3 separate regions of the Mus musculus genome follow, and regions 2 and 3 are each linked to region 1. The links are chromatin loops, found by intact Hi-C in ENCODE. Cell type or tissue: heart. All regions are shown on one strand.

Region 1 (2,500 bases):
TAGAGCAAAACCTGCAAGGGCTTGTGGTTCTTTGAGACTACTTTGCAGAGAAGCCTCCATCTCTGCACCAACCATATCCAGTAGCAGGCAAGCTGACAAGGCAGGGGGACACCACTGCACCACTACAGACAAAAGCGGGACCCCAGAACTCCTCCTCCTTCCATGGGGAGTTTTCCTCTGATTCAGTTTCACTGCATTATATCGTGGGTTATAGTGAACACTCAAAGCTCTGTCTTCCTCACTGAATAAATCATACCCCCCCCCCCCGAGAACAGCACAGGCCCTCCTTGCCTGTGTAGAGGTGACTACCTTGCAGAGTCCAGTGGGAAATGCTGCCTTCTGTTAATTATGGAATGCTATACCTAAGAATTGCTTGAGATCAGTACCTCCAGGTGCTTACTTTATAAATGGGAAAGTGGCAATTCCCAGCTTCAGGTCCCACTCTTCCCTCAGTTCCAGGCTTCCAGACCAGGCCCTCCTCTCCTGTTCCCTGCACCCATGTGCAAGAACAGCTTGGGACAGTGGGGTGTTTCCTGCAAGTGATTGGACTACAATCACTATTTATATATATATATAATAATGATTATCCAGAACACACTGATTCATACCAGAACAGCAATTTAGGGCAACGCACATGGAGCTGAGATTTGATTTTGAGCAGTTTCTTGAATCTCCCACTGTGGGTCTGAAGAGTGGCAAGCCCAACCCCACCAGAATGCTCCCGGTTGCTTGGAGCTCCCACCTCTGAATTATTCTATCTGTTCTCTGTAAACACTTAGGAGGTGGAAAACCTATTCGTTATCCTATCGGCGATACTACACATCGGAGACATTCAGTTCACTGCACTAACAGAAGCTGACTCGGCCTTTGTCTCTGACCTCCAGCTTCTGGAACAAGGTCAGTGGAGCACCACCACCTTGATGGCAAAGTCGTTGGGGGTGCAGTTTCACAGTTTTGCCAGCAGATGGCGACACAGCACAGAATCCGGCTGGCTGCAACAATCACTAGCTGGTCTGAAGTCTTGGGGGGAGGGGAGAACCTCTTTCTTTTCTCGAAAGGGGGTGGTTGACAAACGTGCTTTCGTGGTCCCATTCTGCACAGGGGTATCATCATATACTTTAGATCATTTGATATTATTAGAATATTCTTTGCCCCAACCTGCTGTCCACACAGTATTTGGAGAGGAGTCGTTAGCTAAACATTATAAACTCACAATTACTTTCCTTTAAACACCATGTTCAAAAGCCCCTCTTGTTTGATATTGTTTTCATGGTCACATCTAGTTTTAAAAAAATATCCTCAAACCACGGGCTTCCAATAAATGGCCTATTTTCACCTGTTTCAAAGTTATTTTAATAAGGAATTTGGAAAAAAATAATCCAGCCCTATCTACAAGGGTGGTGAAGGGGAAAATATGTCCTTACTAAATCCAGACAGACACAAGATCCCACCAGTGTCTGGAGTACTAAGGCATTTCTCTAGATGAGTTTAAGCCAGAGAGTAGAAGTTGCTCTCCTTCTAACATGAAGTATGCACACAATGGACACAAATCGCAGTGTTCTTAGTGTTGAAATGCATGGTGCTTTCTTATTTACAGCTGTGTTTGATTTCAGTGGCAGGTATGTTGCAAGTGTCGACCGACGAGCTGGCATCCGCCCTAACAACTGATATTCAGTATTTTAAAGGTAAGTCCTTGTGCAACCTGACTTTTACCTTTGTACAGTCCCTGGGCTTCTTTGAAATGGGGAAATTAAACACAGCCTTGCCTGTCTCCACACGGGGGAAACTGTTTGCATGGACTGAGTGCCAGGAGAAAGCACTGAAAGGCTGCTGTATGGGAACCCTGCCATGCTCCCGGGAGATCATTCTGAGTAACTAGCCCCCTTCCTAATCAACCTGTCAGTTCAGAAAAACAAAGCCATCAATCTAAGAGGATGTATTCTCATAAAACATGGATCTTCATGGGGGAGGGGTGCGGCCTTCTCTCTGCCTTTCCCCGCTCAGAATGGGGGCTGTCATTTATTTGGTGTTTATGAGGGAATGGCATGGAGCCAAATGGTCCGAAGTTTGTCATTTCTGATCTCAAGAATGGTCAGGAGGCGGGCATAACTATTACTCTCCTCAGGGAGGAAAGTAGTCAGATTAAAAGGGGTTAATCACCAGAGATGCCAAGCCACTGGTAAAGAAGCTGTCTACCTTCACAGGGCGGCTTCAGCCCTCTGTGTATGCCTACTCCCTGTGGCACCCACTGGTGCAAGGCCGTGCTCCGTGCACAGGAGACTAGCACTCCTGCATGTGCTTCAGCTATCCACTGAAATGTCAGGATGGATGCCCTTCTTCAACCTTCCTCTTCATAGCTGTGAGGGCTGGCCTCCCCGGGCACTCTATGTCGAACTTACCAGCTGCTTCGTGGGTCTGGCTTGCAGGGATTTTGATGCTTGGCTAATGACCCCTACTGCTTAGAATCCCCCCTTCCATGCTAATCAACATACTGAGTTTT
Region 2 (2,500 bases), 570 kb after region 1:
GGCAAGAATGTAACTGTTGTCTACCTCACTCAGTATCTGTGCTTGGAAGTGCCAACAGCTCAACAATCAGAACGTGTAAAAACTCAGCAGGCAAAAACAGGTGAAGCTCTATTAAGTTCAAGGTCAGCCTAGTCTACTCACAGCCCAGTCATGTCTCTTAGTGAGACCTTGTCTCAAAAATGAAACAAACAAAAGAGGAGAAGAAGGAGGAGGAGAAGGAGGGGAGGAAGGAAGGAAGGAAGGAAGGAAGGAAGGGAGGGAGGGAGGGAGGGAGGGAGGGAGGGAGGGAGGAAAGAAAGAAAGAAAGAAAGAAAGAAAGAAAGAAAGAAAGAAAGAAAGAAAGAAAGGAAGGAAGGAAGGAAGGAAGGAAGGAAGGAAGGAAGGAAAAAAAGGAAAGAAAGAAAGGAAGGAAGGAAGGAAGAAAGGAAGGAAGGAAGGAAGAAAAAGAGCTTATGTGAATGTGTATACATTGATTGTATTATTTCATTAGACACTGTAATAGCTTTCCACCTTAGTATTCATTCTGTCCATTAAAAATGTTGATTCGCCGGGCGTGGTGGCGCACGCCTTTAATCCCAGCACTCGGGAGGCAGAGGCAGGTGGATTTCTGAGTTCGAGGCCAGCCTGGTCCACAGAGTGAGTTCCAGGACAGCCAGGGATATACAGAGAAACCCTGTCTCAAAAAAAAAAAAATGTTGATTCAACAGTCTTGATAATCCTAGGCACTAACTCAAGGATGGTTTTCTAAAATAAAGGCTTACTGAATGCTACAACCACCATAACGTATAAAGTAAGAACTGCCTGCTTCTGGGTCCACACAGTGGATGCCAGGGACATTAAGAATGTCTCTGAAAAAATAAAAATAAAAATAAATAAAAAAAGAATGTCTCTGAAGTGACACAGCTATGTTTTCTGAAGGAGAAATAGGGACAGCTGGGAGTGACCTTCTGCAAGTCCCTGAGCCTCTGGAGAGCAAGGTCAAATTATGCTCTTTGCTCTGTGCTGTGGATCAGGAGCAAGCAGTTGGCCTGGGCTCCAGAAGTAACTGACACAGCCAGCTGCCTCCTGCCAGGTGGCCCAATGTTTGCTGAAATTGTTTCTCACTCCAAAACCTGCCATGTCCTTACAACCATTAGCGGGCTGCTTCTCGAGTCTGTATTGTAAGGTTGTTTTTAAAACCCAGCCTTAAGGATTTCTACCTCGGGAAATGTGACTGGCTCTTACCCACACTGCCACCCACTGGCGACGTCTTTTTCTAAGGCGTCCAGTGAGCACAGCTGCCCCTCTGCTGGTGCCTGAAGGGTTGTTTCATGAAATTACTTCCCACCTACCGTACATCGGCTTTGCTGAGATCCTGAAGGATGGCAGTTAAATGTGATTTAAGATGTAAGAGAGACGCATCGGTGCAGAGGACAGAGTAACAGGTGAGGAGGGACGTGATCAAGGCCTGGGAGCAGACCAGCAACTGTGGAACGAATATGAGCACATTCAACACCATAGGGTGCAAAATATCTACTAACAACAATTTAAAGTTTCGGAAAACAAACCAGCACAAGAAATCAAGAACTTAAACTCAGGATTATGCTATGCCTTGCTAGATAACACCAAAGCTAACCTTCCTCTACACTGGCTATTCAACTTCAGATGCTTTGTAGAATAAGCCAGTGTCACATAGAAAAATTTCAAAATGAAATAAAAAAATATGAGTGGGAAAGAAAATAATATGAATGACAAGTGTCAGTCACAAGTGTGTATCGGTGTTTCTGAGTAAAATAGTTAGAATTGTGTGCTAATGACTTCTTAGCTCATTCTGAATATGCAACCTTTTTTTTTTTCTTTTGATTACTTGGTCTCAGTTTAGACCATGTTGGATTCTATTTTATGCTGCAATATAATGGCAATAGGAAGATCAGTGGTCTGTTTAGAGAGAGCTATTATTTGCCTAGAAGGAAGGATCCCAAAGGCTTGATTGATGTGTGTCCTGCCAATCACATCCTTGGGATTCTGCCTTTACAACAAAAGCTGGCATACAGTATCAGTAACAGTAGTTGGGTCTGGAGAGATGGTTCAGTGGTTAATAGCACCTTCTGCTTTTCCAAAGGGCCATGACAGATGGTTCACAACTGTCTACACAGCTCTGGGGAATCCAATGCCTCTTCTAACCTCTGAAGGCACTCAAATACACGTGACATTCACTCAGACAGACACACACACACACACACACACACACACACACACACACAGAGATAAACTAAATATTAAAAAATAAAATACCAGGCGTGGAGAGACTACTCAGTGGTTAAGGGCACTTTCTGCTCTTGCAGAGGACTTGAGTTCAGTTCTCAGCAACTACAGGAGGTTTACAACTACCTGTAACTCAAGTTCCTAGGGATATAACACCTTCTGACCTCAAAGCATCAGACAGGCATGTAGTGCACGTAGATATGTGCAGAGGACGTTCACACATGCATATAAAAATAAATCTTAAAAATGCATCAGA
Region 3 (2,500 bases), 570 kb after region 1:
GGCGGCCACCGATGGCACTCGGCCTCATGGAGGAAGGCACTGCTGAGTGATGAGGCTGGGTATGACTACCACCAGCTGCCCCAAAGGTGCCAGCCCCTGGGGTGGCCTGGGGCTCCAGTCTCTCCTCTTCCAAGATCCGGCCCACAGGGGAGCTCATGAGCACATACTGGTCATTGTCTCCGCTGCAGGAACAGGGAGCCTTATAAGAGCGGGGCAAAGAGCTGTAGCAGTGGCCCGGGATGCCTTTGAGGCCTTCACTGCCTCCACGCAAAGCTGCTGAGAAGTCAGGTGGGGTCCCTGCAGTGCCTGCCTCGCTGGGGGACATGTTGAGGTAGTCCCCGTTGGGGAGTAGCTTAGGGTCTGGGTTCTCCATAGACAGCTTGGAGCCACACCACATTCGCATGTACCCACTGTCTTCTGGGGAGCTCTCCGCTGGGGAGCTGGCTTTGTAGCCACCTCCGTTTACTGGGAAGGTCCTGCCCACCCCTGAAGGGGGTGCTGGCACGGCTGCTCCGGAAGGGGGCAAGGCCGCTGCCAAGCGTGGCTGCAGGATCTGCTTGGGAGCAGACACGCTTGTGGGGCTCATGGGCATGTAGTCATCGCTCTTGCAGCTATTGGGACCACCACTCCTAAGGGCTGCCCCAGGGGTCATGGGCATGTAGCCATCATCTGCCCCCAGGTTACTGCTGGAACTCTTGTGAGAACCAATCTCAATGTCTCCATAGTCCTCTGGGTAAGGGTTGTAGGCCACTTTGGGAGAGGACGCAGGGAAGGATGGGCAGAGGCGACCTGAACTACCAGAGAAGGTGGCCCTCATGAGAGTGTATTCATCTAGAGAGGCAGAGGAAGGCTGAGGTACCTGCCGCTGCCTGGCAGGCGTGGTTAGGGAATAAGTCCTCTTCCTCAGTCCTCTATCCAGGTCCTGGGCCCCATCCCCTGAGACCCTACGGTAAGGGCGGCCACAGTGGCTCAGGGGTCTATCCATGCTCATGTACCCATAGAGTTCGCCCCCACTGCCATCTCTGGCTGGCGGGGTCTCCGCTATTGACTCGGGTGTGTTGCTCCTGTGGCTACTGAAGGCTCTCAGGTCGCCAGGGCTGGAGCCATACTCGTCAAGGGACATGAAACCCGGGTCGCTGGGGGAGCCCGAGGCGGAGGCACTACCGCTGGACGGACGCTGGCCTTGGGGGTGATGCAGTGGATGAGGCAGGTGCGGGTGGGAGCCAGGTGGCAGCGGGTAGGAGCCCGAGCCGTGCCCACTGCTGGAGGACAGGCTGCCTGGGCTGGTGGCTGCAGGAGGTGAGTGCGCCACGGGCATGGACATGGAGCGGCTGTGTTGCAGGGCTCCCCCTGCCGGCGCCAGAGTCACTTTGCTCGGGCGGCCTCCGCAGCCGGCGCTCAGGGTGTGCGAGCGGCTAAGGGGCGCGCGCACCGGCCCGGGACTCAGGGGGCTCCCTGCCACCGACATCGGCCTGCCTCCTGCCGTCCCGGCCCCGCCTGCCGCGCCGCCGTCGCCCTCGCTGGCCGTACGAACCCGGCACGAAGTGCACTTGGCTGCTGGGGGGGTGGCCGCCAGGCTGTCAGTGCGCGAGCGGCGCACCAGGCCGGTCTGGCTAGGGGGTAGGTTGACTAGGTGGTGGTGGCGGCGCGCGCCCGGCACGCTGATGGGATGCGTGGCTGACGACCCGGACGACTGACTCTTGCTGCGAGGCCGGAACTCGAAGAGCTCTTTGAGTGCCTTCATAGCTTCTAGGATGGTCTCATGGATGTTCTGCGCCACCACCGAGTCGTCGGCTTGCATCCACAGCTCCCCGGGACCGGTGACGGCCGAACGGCCCACCTCGATGAAGAAGAAGCTGTCCGAGTGGCCGCAGCGGCGAATGTTCATAAGCTGCAGCGTCACCGACGGCTGTTCGCAATTGAGCTTCACGAAGCCGATGGTGCGCGCAGACAGGCATAGGCGGTATACACCAGTCAGGTTCTTGCTCTGGCCCAGTCCCTTAGGTTTCAGGTTCACCTGCCACACCTCGCGGTAGACGGCCGTGGCGGGTGTCACGAGCCCGTAGTTGTCATCGCAGCCAGCGGCGCCCGCTGAGCCGCCCAGGACGCCCGGGAGAGAGGCGCTGCAAGAGCCTCCGGTGGTGCCCGAGCCCCCCTCGCCAGAGCGGCCTTCGCTGACCAAGTCGGTGAGTGCGCGGTACCAGCCCTCCTGCTCCTGCTCGTTCTCCGCCGCTACAGCGAAGTACTCGTCCTTGGTGTAGAGGGCGATCAGGTACTTGTGCTTGGCGTCCGCGCGCTTGTTGATGTTCAGACAGCAGTCGAGCGCGATCACTCGCTTCGGCGCGCCCGCCTTGCTCCTCCACTTCTTCTCGCTCTCGTAGTACTCCAGCCGCGGAGGCTGCGGCGGCGACCCCCCAGCCGCGGATGCCTCGTCGCCGCCCGTGCCGGGGCCGCGCAACACGAAAAAGCGCTTGTGGCCGTGCTTCTGCTTGCGCAGGTA

Evidence for each region. A loop is a pair of places that touch in the nucleus more often than their neighbours do. Peaks named below come from ENCODE experiments on the same cell type or tissue, not always from the same donor. Only the 100,000 strongest peaks of a DNase experiment are listed, where the experiment ranks them.
Region 2: a loop joins it to region 1, with 7 times the contacts of the local background. A loop is called at or near these places in 19 of 42 quality-filtered maps.
Region 3: a loop joins it to region 1, with 4 times the contacts of the local background. A loop is called at or near these places in 18 of 42 quality-filtered maps.

What each region holds. Positions count from the first base shown.
Region 1 is chr8:10,438,020-10,440,519 of GRCm38, forward strand. Myo16 (myosin XVI) reads left to right here. Exons shown (of 35, transcript NM_001319151.1): 18 at 780-897; 19 at 1,614-1,685. Among named protein-coding and RNA genes, the nearest start is that of Gm51561, 9.0 kb to the left of the region's middle. In heart, no CTCF peak of the experiment used is centred here; a DNase peak (open chromatin) is centred at 952; H3K27ac peaks cover 251 bases.
Region 2 is chr8:11,012,328-11,014,827 of GRCm38, forward strand. The region is part of intron 1 of 9530052E02Rik (RIKEN cDNA 9530052E02 gene); the gene reads left to right. Among named protein-coding and RNA genes, the nearest start is that of Irs2, 4.6 kb to the left of the region's middle. In heart, a CTCF peak has its summit at 1,252 (motif pointing left); a DNase peak (open chromatin) is centred at 1,214; H3K27ac peaks cover 709 bases.
Region 3 is chr8:11,005,826-11,008,325 of GRCm38, forward strand. Irs2 (insulin receptor substrate 2) reads right to left here. Exons shown (of 2, transcript NM_001081212.2): 1 at 1-2,500. 9530052E02Rik (RIKEN cDNA 9530052E02 gene) reads left to right here and starts at 2,025. Exons shown (of 5, transcript NR_046017.1): 1 at 2,025-2,186. In heart, a CTCF peak has its summit at 1,365 (motif pointing left); DNase peaks (open chromatin) are centred at 246, 596, 1,326 and 2,276; H3K4me3 peaks cover 2,500 bases; H3K27ac peaks cover 2,500 bases.